2 separate regions of the Homo sapiens genome follow, and region 2 is linked to region 1. A link is an interaction called in ENCODE POLR2A ChIA-PET data of the cell type or tissue named here. Cell type or tissue: Panc1. All regions are shown on one strand. Each heading gives the region's core, and the rest is flanking DNA. Links, peaks and the distances in the headings are about the cores only.

Region 1 (4,388 bases), core at 187-4,186:
CCCACATTTTGATGTATTAAATAAATGACTTATTTCTACTCAAAATAAATGGCATTGAAGTCTTTAATCCTTTTTGAGTTAATTTAATAATAATGATCTGAGACAGGGGTCCAGTGTCATTCATTCGCATGTGGATATCCAGTTTTCCCAGCACTGTTTATTTATTTTTTATCTATCTGTCTGTCTGTCTGTCTATTTTTTGTGATGGAGTTTCGCTCTTGTTGCCCAAGCTGGAGTGCAATGGCACGATCTCGGCTCACTGCAACCTGTGCCTCCTGGGTTCAAGTGATTCTCCTGCCTCAGCCTCCCGAGTAGCTGGGATTACAGGCGCACGCCACCATGCCTGGCTAATTTTTTGTATTTTTAGTAGAAACGGAGTTTCACTATGTTAGCCAGGCTGGTCTCGAACTCCTGACCTCAGGTGATTGACCCACCTCAGCCTCCCAAAGTGCTGTGATTACAGGCGTGAGCCACTCCGCCTGGCCAATTTATTTTATTTTTATCTTTATTTATTTATGTATTTATTTTGAGATAGAGTTTTGATCTGTCGCCCAGGCTGGAGTGCAGTGATGCAATCTCAGCTCACTAGCCTGTGCATGCCAGGCTCAAGTGATCCTCCCACCTCAGCCTCCCACAGTCACACATCATCATGCCTGGCTATTTTTGGGGGGTATTTTTTGTAGAGATGAAGTTGTGCCATGTTGCCCAGGCTGGTCTTGAACTCCTGAGCTCAAGTAATTTGCCTGCCTTGGCCTCCCAAAGTGCTGCGATTATAGGCATGAGCCACTGCGCCTAGTGCTGTTTTAGTGTTGTTTTAGAGATGGGGTCTTGCTCTGTGGCCCAGGCTGGAGTGCAGTAGCACAGTCATAGTTCACTGCAGCTTCAACTTCTGGGCCCAAGCCATCAGCCTGCCTCAGCCTCCCAAGTAGCTGGGACTATAGGCACATGCCACCACACCCAACTAATTTTTAAAATGTTTGTAGAGATAGTCTCCCTAGGTCCTCTTTTATTTATTTATGTATTTATTTACTGAGACAGAGTCTCGCTCTGTTGTCCAGGCTGGAGTGCAATGGCGCAATCTTAGCTCACTGCAACCTCTGCCTCCCAGGTTCAACTGATTCTCCTGCCTCAGCCTCCTGAGTAGTCTGTTCCTCTTTTATTAAAGGGACTGTCCTTTCCCCACTGTGTATTCTTGGCACCCTTATCAAAGACTAATCATGTATGTGAGGGTTTATGTCTGTACTCTCTTCTGTTCCACTGGTCTGTGTGTGTGTTTTTATGCCAGTACCATGCTGTTTTGCTTACTGTAACTTTGTAGTATACTTTGAAGTCAGGTAATGGGATGCCACCAGCTTTGTTCTTTTTCAGAATTACTTTGGCTCTTTGGTCTTTTGTGGTTCCATATGAATTTTAGGATTGTTTTTTCAACTTCTATGAAAAATGCCACTGGAATTTTGATAGGAATTGCATTAAGGCTATAGAGCACTTTGGGTAGTATGGACATTTAAAAAATATTAGTTACTCTCATCTATGAACATGGGATTTCTTTCCATTTATTTGTGTCCTCTTCAGTTATTTAAATTGGTGTCTTAAGAGTTTCCAGTGTACAGATCTTTCACCTTTTTGGTTAAAATTATTCCTGGGGGCTGGGCGCAGTGGCTCACGCCTGTAATTCCAGCACTTTGGGAGGCTGAGGTGGGCGGATCACCTGAGGTCAGGAGTTCGAGACCAACCTGGTCTCAAGTGATCCTCCTGCCTTGGCCCCCATAAGTGCTGAGATTACAGGCGTGAGCCACCACACCACATCCAGCTAGGCAGTTACTTTCTTGTAGTACATTGGTTTGTTCAGCACATCCCAGCGTCCTCCGACTTCTGTTGCCGTGTTCGAGAGTTTGGCTGTCAGTCTAATGTCTGTTCTTTCAAAGTAACCTCTCTTTTTCCTCTGGCTGCTTTTAAGATTTATTTTTTTTGAATTGTCCTTGGTTTTCTGCAGTTTTACTGTCTTATGTAGGTGAGAGTTTCTTTTTATTTATTCTGCTTGGAATTCGCTGGGATTCTTGAATCTGTGGATTAGTGGTTTTTTCATCAGTTCTGGGAAATTCTTAGCCTCTATCCTTTGAAATATTCTTTCTCTCTCCTTTCTCCTCTCATCTCCCATCTCCTCTTCCCCGTTTCCTCTTTTTTTTTTTTTTTTTTTTTTTGAGACAGTGTCTCACTGTGTCACCCAGGCTGGAGTGCAGTGGCACAATCTTGGCTCATGGTAACCTGTGCCTCCTGGGTTCAAGCGACTCTCCTGCCTCAGCCTCCCGAGTAGTTGGGATTACAGGTATGTGCCATCACACCCGGCTAATTTTTGTATTTTTAATAGAGATGGAGTTTCGCCATGTTGGCCAGGCTGGCCTCAAACTCCTGACCTCAGGTGATCCACCCGCCTCTGCCTCCCAAAGTGACAGGATTACAGGCATGAGCTACTGCACTCGGCCCTCCCTTAACTAACTTCTTTGAGAGTTTATTATCGGCTGGGACTGGAGGTTGCTCCTGTCATTATCAACCACATTCCATCGTCCAGACTTCAGCCATGTGGCCGTGCCCAGCCACGAAGGATTCTGGGGACTGTGGTTAGGCCAGGTGCCTGGAAACAACTCAACAGGACCACCTGGCCAGTGTCAGTCATAGTCATAGCACACAAACACCCCAGTGTCTGGCACAGTGTGTGACCGTCCTCGTGTCTGCAGCCTGTGCAGGTCACTCATGGTGCCTTGTTTCCCTGTGTTCTTGGTCATCTTTAGCTGCATGCTGCTCTTTGGCTTTGAAAAATGTTGATGGAGAGATTCTTTGAGGCCTGGGATGAAGGTGGAATCCGCTAGGGAGGAGCTAATTTGGGGCATTACCCACTGGAGGCCACAGCAAACCAAATATACTGGCCCCCCAAAGGTCTGGGCGCAGTGGCTCATGCCTGTAATCCCAGCACTTTGGGAGGCCGAGGTAGGAGGATTGTTTAAGGCCAGGAGTTTGAGAATAGCCTGGGCAACATAGCAAGACCCCATCTCTACACATTTTTTTTTGTTCGGAGATGGAGTCTCAGTCTTGTTGCCCAGGCTGGAGTGCAGTGGTGTGATCTCGGCTCACTGCAACCTCCGCCTCCTGGGTTCAAGCAATTCTGCCTCAGCCTCCCCAGTAGCTGGGATTGCAGGCGCCCACCATCATGCCTGGCTAATTTTTGTATTTTTAGTAGAGACAGAATCTCACCAGTTTGGCCAGGCTGGTCTCAAACTCCTAACCTCAGGTGATCCACCTGCCGTATCTCTTTTGTTTTTAATTAGCTGGGCATGGTGGTATGCACCTGAAGTCCCAGCTACTTGGGAGGCTGAGGTGGGAGGATTGCTTGAGCCCAGGAGTTCGAGGCTGCAGTGAGCCGTGATCACACCACCGCACTCCAGCCTGGGTGACAGAGAGAGACCCTATGTCAAAACAAACAACGCATTGAGTGCTTGGAGTTCTCTGCATTCTTGGCAGCACCTCAAATCTGTGCTAGCACCTCAAATCTGTGCTAGAGAAGACCTGTAGCCCTAACTTCTCAAGAACTTTTTCTTTTTGCTTCTCTTAGCACCAAGTGTCTTTCGTGTGGAGGGAGCAGGGCTAATTCCGTTTCATTCTTACCCTAAGAGTGTAGACCTTTAGGTTTTCAGCTTAAGGTGGGAAGGGTTTTCTATAATGCTCCCCATTTTGGGCAGGACTGGCCCTGACTTCTGTCCCCTTGACCCCTCAAGGCCACAGAATGAGAACCCAAGTTTGCTGGTTTTGGCAAATGCCCTCCAACAAAAGGGCACCTCCTGGGTGGCACAGCCGTGGGCTGGTGTGCCCCACCAGGGTGCAGCAGTGACATCAGCCCCGCCTCGGGGCACATGTCCCTTCCCGGTGACAGCAGGCTAGGTGCCTGGACCAGCCGTTTCCCTGAAGACAATGAAACACGCTGGGTGAAATATCCAAAGGCCAGGAACACTGAACAGCTGACAAGACAGCAGGTAATTAAATGCCAGGCCTCGTGCTGGAGGAAAACTGGACTCAGATACAAGGCCCTCCCACAGGGATCTGGAGAGCCTGGCTCTCAGCTCTGGCCTGGGGGAACTCAGAGAGGGAGGGGCTCTGCGGATCAGCTGCCCCTAGGCAGTAACACTGAACCGCAGTACCCAGTGAAAAGAGACTGCAGGGCCCAGCGTGGTGGCTCACACCTGTAATCTCAGCACTTTGGGAGGCCGAGGTGGGCGGATCTCTTGAGCTCAGGAGTTCAAGACCAGCCTGGCTAACACGGTGAGACCCCGTCCACTAAAAATACAAAAATTAGCTAGGCATGGTGGTGGGCACCTGTAATCACAGCTACTCAGGAG
Region 2 (4,388 bases), core at 289-4,288, 130 kb after region 1:
TCTTTGTGGTCTGGACTGTGGTGGTGGTTACAGAAACCTACACAGGTGAGGAAAGGGCGCACAACCACACACAGTGTCCCAAAGCCCGTCTCCTGACTTCAACAGCATACTGAAATTATGTCTGTCATAACCACTGGGAAAAACTGCCTGCCTCTCTGTACTATCTTTGCAACCTCCTGTGAACCTATACTTATTTCAAAATAAAAAGTTTTTAAAAAGTTAACTAGCGACCACGGCAATGTAAGTTCCAACGATGTGATGTGGAGAGGGAGGGTTAGCAGAGGCCGAAGGCAAAGAGATAGTAGGGAAGGGAGGCTTGCTAAAACCCTAACTGGAGGTGGGCCTCAGACGGAGCTTTCCGAAGGGTGGGTTCATCTGAGCGAGTGGCAGTGGTGGACTGGAATCTACCTAGAGGGAAAATGTGACTTGAATAAACTCTCCACTTTCCTTCCTCCCGGCTCCCCCACTGTGATTCCTCCTCCGGGTCCTCATCTCCCCACTTCCTTTGACTACACCACACCAAACTCTTGCCTTTCCAAAAGGACAAAACCAAAAAGGTTCAAGAACCCAAGGAAACAAAGGCAATTCCTCTTTTCCCCACTATGCACAACAAAAACTATCTCGGCACGGAGAAGGTAGCACACAGATTTCTCTGGCGAGGTCTCGGGCAAAGGGTCTCGGTGCCTTTGTACAAATCAGAAAAACGCTCTCCATCATCCAGGCAGATGCGGCCCAGCCTGGCAACAGTGGCTTGGATGGGGTTTCAGCCTCCATGCCCTCCCAATCAAGTCACCAACCCTCCCGCTATCCGGGAAGGCCCTGCTCGTCCAACTCAAATACAGAAATTGGGTCCGACCCACCAGGTATCTATTCAGGTGCTATTTTTACAAATGAAAAGTTTAGCTTCACAAGGAGTACAATCTCACTCAGAAGTTAAATCAATAACCCCTAGGAAGTTTCATTTTTATGTCAAAGACGAAGTCAGGGGGCCAGGTAGGACTTGGAAGGCCAAAGGTCACTTACGAAGACTGCAGGACTGCACACACCAGGCCTTCCCCAACTATCAGGGTGAACATAGGTTTGGCTTAAAAACACACACACGCAAAACTGGCCCATGCAACAGCAGTCTATTCCCACCGCACAATCCGCCCAAGCAGGCTGGAGCTGGTCCAAATGAACTGCACCCAACCACAAGAAAAGACTCCTCCTTTCCCTTTTTCAAAACACAAGAAAGGTGGCTAAACTACTGATGAGCTTTGAACAGTTAAGTAGTAGTTTTGTAAGCTTTGTAGTTACAGTCCATTTTCCCTTCCTTTGAAGGAAAAAAGGCATTAAAAAAAAAAGATGTCTCTCTTTTGCCCTTTTACATTTATTCTAGTCAAAAACTGCTCTCTGCCAACTTTGTTCTGAAAATCCACATCTGAGTTCCAGCGAAGTTTTCTACTTGGGGACATTTGGCTAAATTCTGAGTCCCCTTTTCTTCCTTTTTAGAGAGAGACGTAAGCTCTCTCTGGAGTTTAAAGCCTGTAACAATAATGTATTTACCGTACTTTTGCAGAACTGATAGTTACACTTTTACCATTGTTATATAGAATTGCTAAAGTCTTAAAAGTAAAATACTAGTATAGGAGGCATATTATAATAAACCTCTTACTCCTGTCCTTTTCCAATGAAAGACCAATTTTCTAAAACACAAAAGCCAAGAAAATCCTAAAACTCACATACACTTAAAATAAATAAGAACGACAACTCATTCAAGTCTCTTTAATAGCTAAGAGAAAAATCCTTTTTTCAGTAATGGTATTACTGAAGTATTAATTGTTTGAATAACCATACATTTTATTTGGTTACCCAAATATAAACGGTTAAAGTCTCAAGCAGTTTGATGACTTCATCTCAATACAATGTCACACTTCAAACTGTTCAGACAGCATATTTTTAAGACAACTTATAAATCCAGCAACTTAAACTTCTAGTCAAAGTATAGATTCCCTCTCTGCTGGGGATGTAGATTTTTTTTGGGGGGGTGGGGGGTGGGGTTCAATTTTGCTGGATGAAGACCAAAAACTGCAAATCCTGTTATCTCATTTCAAAATAGATTATGTTAGTTTAGCCCCTAATCAAACCAAATCTTTTAAGATTAGTCATTCCTTAGTAAAATCTTCCCACAATAAATACCAAAGCTACGATAGACATAAAATGCTTTAAGATAATATGAGCCTTTTTCTACAAGATGAAACAGTTCCATTAAGACAAACTGAAGATTCTGGATGTTCACTCGGGCAACAGCATGTGGACTTGGAAAGCTCTGTTTTTTAAAAACCCACTCGGCTGAGTTGTTTGCCTTTGGCCACCATCCAAATAAAAGAAACGCTGCCAGAAGTGTAAACAGGATGCATTTCTTTACATTGATGAATCCAGCAAACAAAGACAGCGCCTCTTAGTTCCTCTCGAAAACTGAAGTGCAAGATACCTTTTAGTGTAAAGGTCAGCGAGAAACTGACGAAGGGAGGCAGTAAGCCGTCAAACCAGCCATCAGAGCCTCTGCCATTTCACAGCGCAGCCCTGGCCCCACCATAACTCCGCGGATTTGCCTTCCGCAACAAATGCACTGCCGTACGGGATCAGGCCTATTATTTCTCTAAGAAAGCCCCCTCTTGGCTCTGCCAGTGACTATACCGAGGGCTCACCTCAGGCAATGAAAAGTGGTGGGTAACGAATGGGGAAAACCCAAAAGGCGGTAAACTTGGCTCCTGCTATGGGAGAACTTTCAAAACAAGCGTAGCAGCAAGACAGAGCACGAGCAGATAAGCGACAGTCTCAGATGCAGAGTACAGAGGCCAGCCCCATAACTGGAAGGACAGGACCGTCGGAGGACAGCCAGAATCGCCACCGCTGGTGAGGCCTCGCTCACAGACAGGCTGTGGAGAGCTAAGAAGTCTGTGTGAGAAAGGGGACGATCGAGGGCTTTGGAAAAGGAGAATGGCAAGGTCTGAGGCTGCCTGCAGGTCCCGTGGCAGGTGGGACAGGAGGCAGGGAAGGAGCAGCTAAAGCAGGAGAGTGATCAGGAGCCCCCTAAGTGCTCTCACCCCAAGTGCTCTCAATAAAAGATGGAGAGATCCAAAACCAGGAATTCACCAAACCTGCAGAGCACGGAGAGCAGTGAGGGCCCTGTTGTGTAAGCACAATACCCACCAGTTCTCCCAAGTCAGGTCCACAGGAGGGGATGGCTTAGAAGGGGTGACATTTAGGTAGGTTTTCAACAAATTTAGTTCAGTTGGACAGTGGGAAATCCAAGCTAAGCTTCTCAAGAGGAGATGGAACTGCAGAGAAAACTCTGGGTTTAGGAATGGCATAGGAGAAGCAAATTATCATCATTAGCTTTTTTCAGCTGCCTTGAAAAGGTTTTCCTAAAAGTCCAAAACAAAACAAAACAAAACAAACAAACAAAAAAACAACTCCAAACCAATCCAGATTTCCCCAGATCTCCTGAACTGGAAAGTGAAAATCCAGGGCTCCATTTCAAAACTCACAAGCCAGCAGGCTGGAAACTCCTGGAATCATCTCCCCAACCCCCACCCGCCAGCCATGGCCATGGGCAGACCAACTTCTTCCTCTCCTGTTCTTCCAGGGGTCAGGATAAGTCTCGGAATCTCCCTTCACTAAAAATTTCACTACATGACAAACACTAGTACAAGGGGGAACGAAATCGTCCTCTTAAGTACAGAAAAGATCAGCAAAACTTGAGAACACAAACACACAAAATATCATTCTAAGGGGGAAAAGCTTGCACACACTATCAACAGGTAACAGCTTCATGTGCTAATTCAGTGTTTTCGAAATTCAAGTCAGGATCTGCATTGTGAAATCATTTAGTAGGCATTTTAAAAAGGAAAAGAATATACTGGTAACTAACTGAATAGACTGCAAATAATAAAGGTAAGTGTTTCAAAGAATTTGTTTTAGCAGAGACAGCTATATATAGACGGGTGTGTGTGTATGCGTAAACCCATAAACCCATAAACACACACGCGTGTACATACACCGGGTTCCTCTGGACTATGGTCTGAGTGCCACTGGGCCAGACTCTTGTAGATGAGCCTGCTACAAGGCTGGCTTTCCTTGGTCCCACCACTTCAAAGCCAATAGGACTGGGCTGAGTGTCAAAAGTCCAAACAGTAACAAGTTGGGTTTTGTGAAAAACTGATAAGAGTGCAAAGAAACTGTGTGAGGAGGTGTGAGAAAATGGTGAAATCTTTGTCCTCTGGGGGCAGTGTCACTAGGTTGGTTTTCATTAAACATATTCTTGGCCCATTCGTTGGGGCCATCTTGGATTGCATGGTGAGGTCTGGGAATCACAGAGCTACCACTCAACATTTTCTACCACT

What was found. ChIA-PET counts read pairs that join two places held together with the same protein. Peaks named below come from ENCODE experiments on the same cell type or tissue, not always from the same donor. Only the 100,000 strongest peaks of a DNase experiment are listed, where the experiment ranks them.
Region 2: POLR2A ChIA-PET joins it to region 1 with 5 read pairs; 3 of 35 experiments call an interaction of 5 or more read pairs at or near these places.

The regions. Positions count from the first base shown.
Region 1 is chr7:2,672,815-2,677,202 of GRCh38, forward strand. No RefSeq gene overlaps it. Among named protein-coding and RNA genes, the nearest start is that of AMZ1, 13 kb to the right of the region's middle. In Panc1, for the core only: no CTCF peak of the experiment used is centred there; no DNase peak of the experiment used is centred there.
Region 2 is chr7:2,800,374-2,804,761 of GRCh38, forward strand. The region is part of intron 1 of GNA12 (G protein subunit alpha 12); the gene reads right to left. Among named protein-coding and RNA genes, the nearest start is that of GNA12, 42 kb to the right of the region's middle. In Panc1, for the core only: no CTCF peak of the experiment used is centred there; a DNase peak (open chromatin) is centred at 2,388; H3K4me3 peaks cover 1,712 bases; H3K27ac peaks cover 4,000 bases.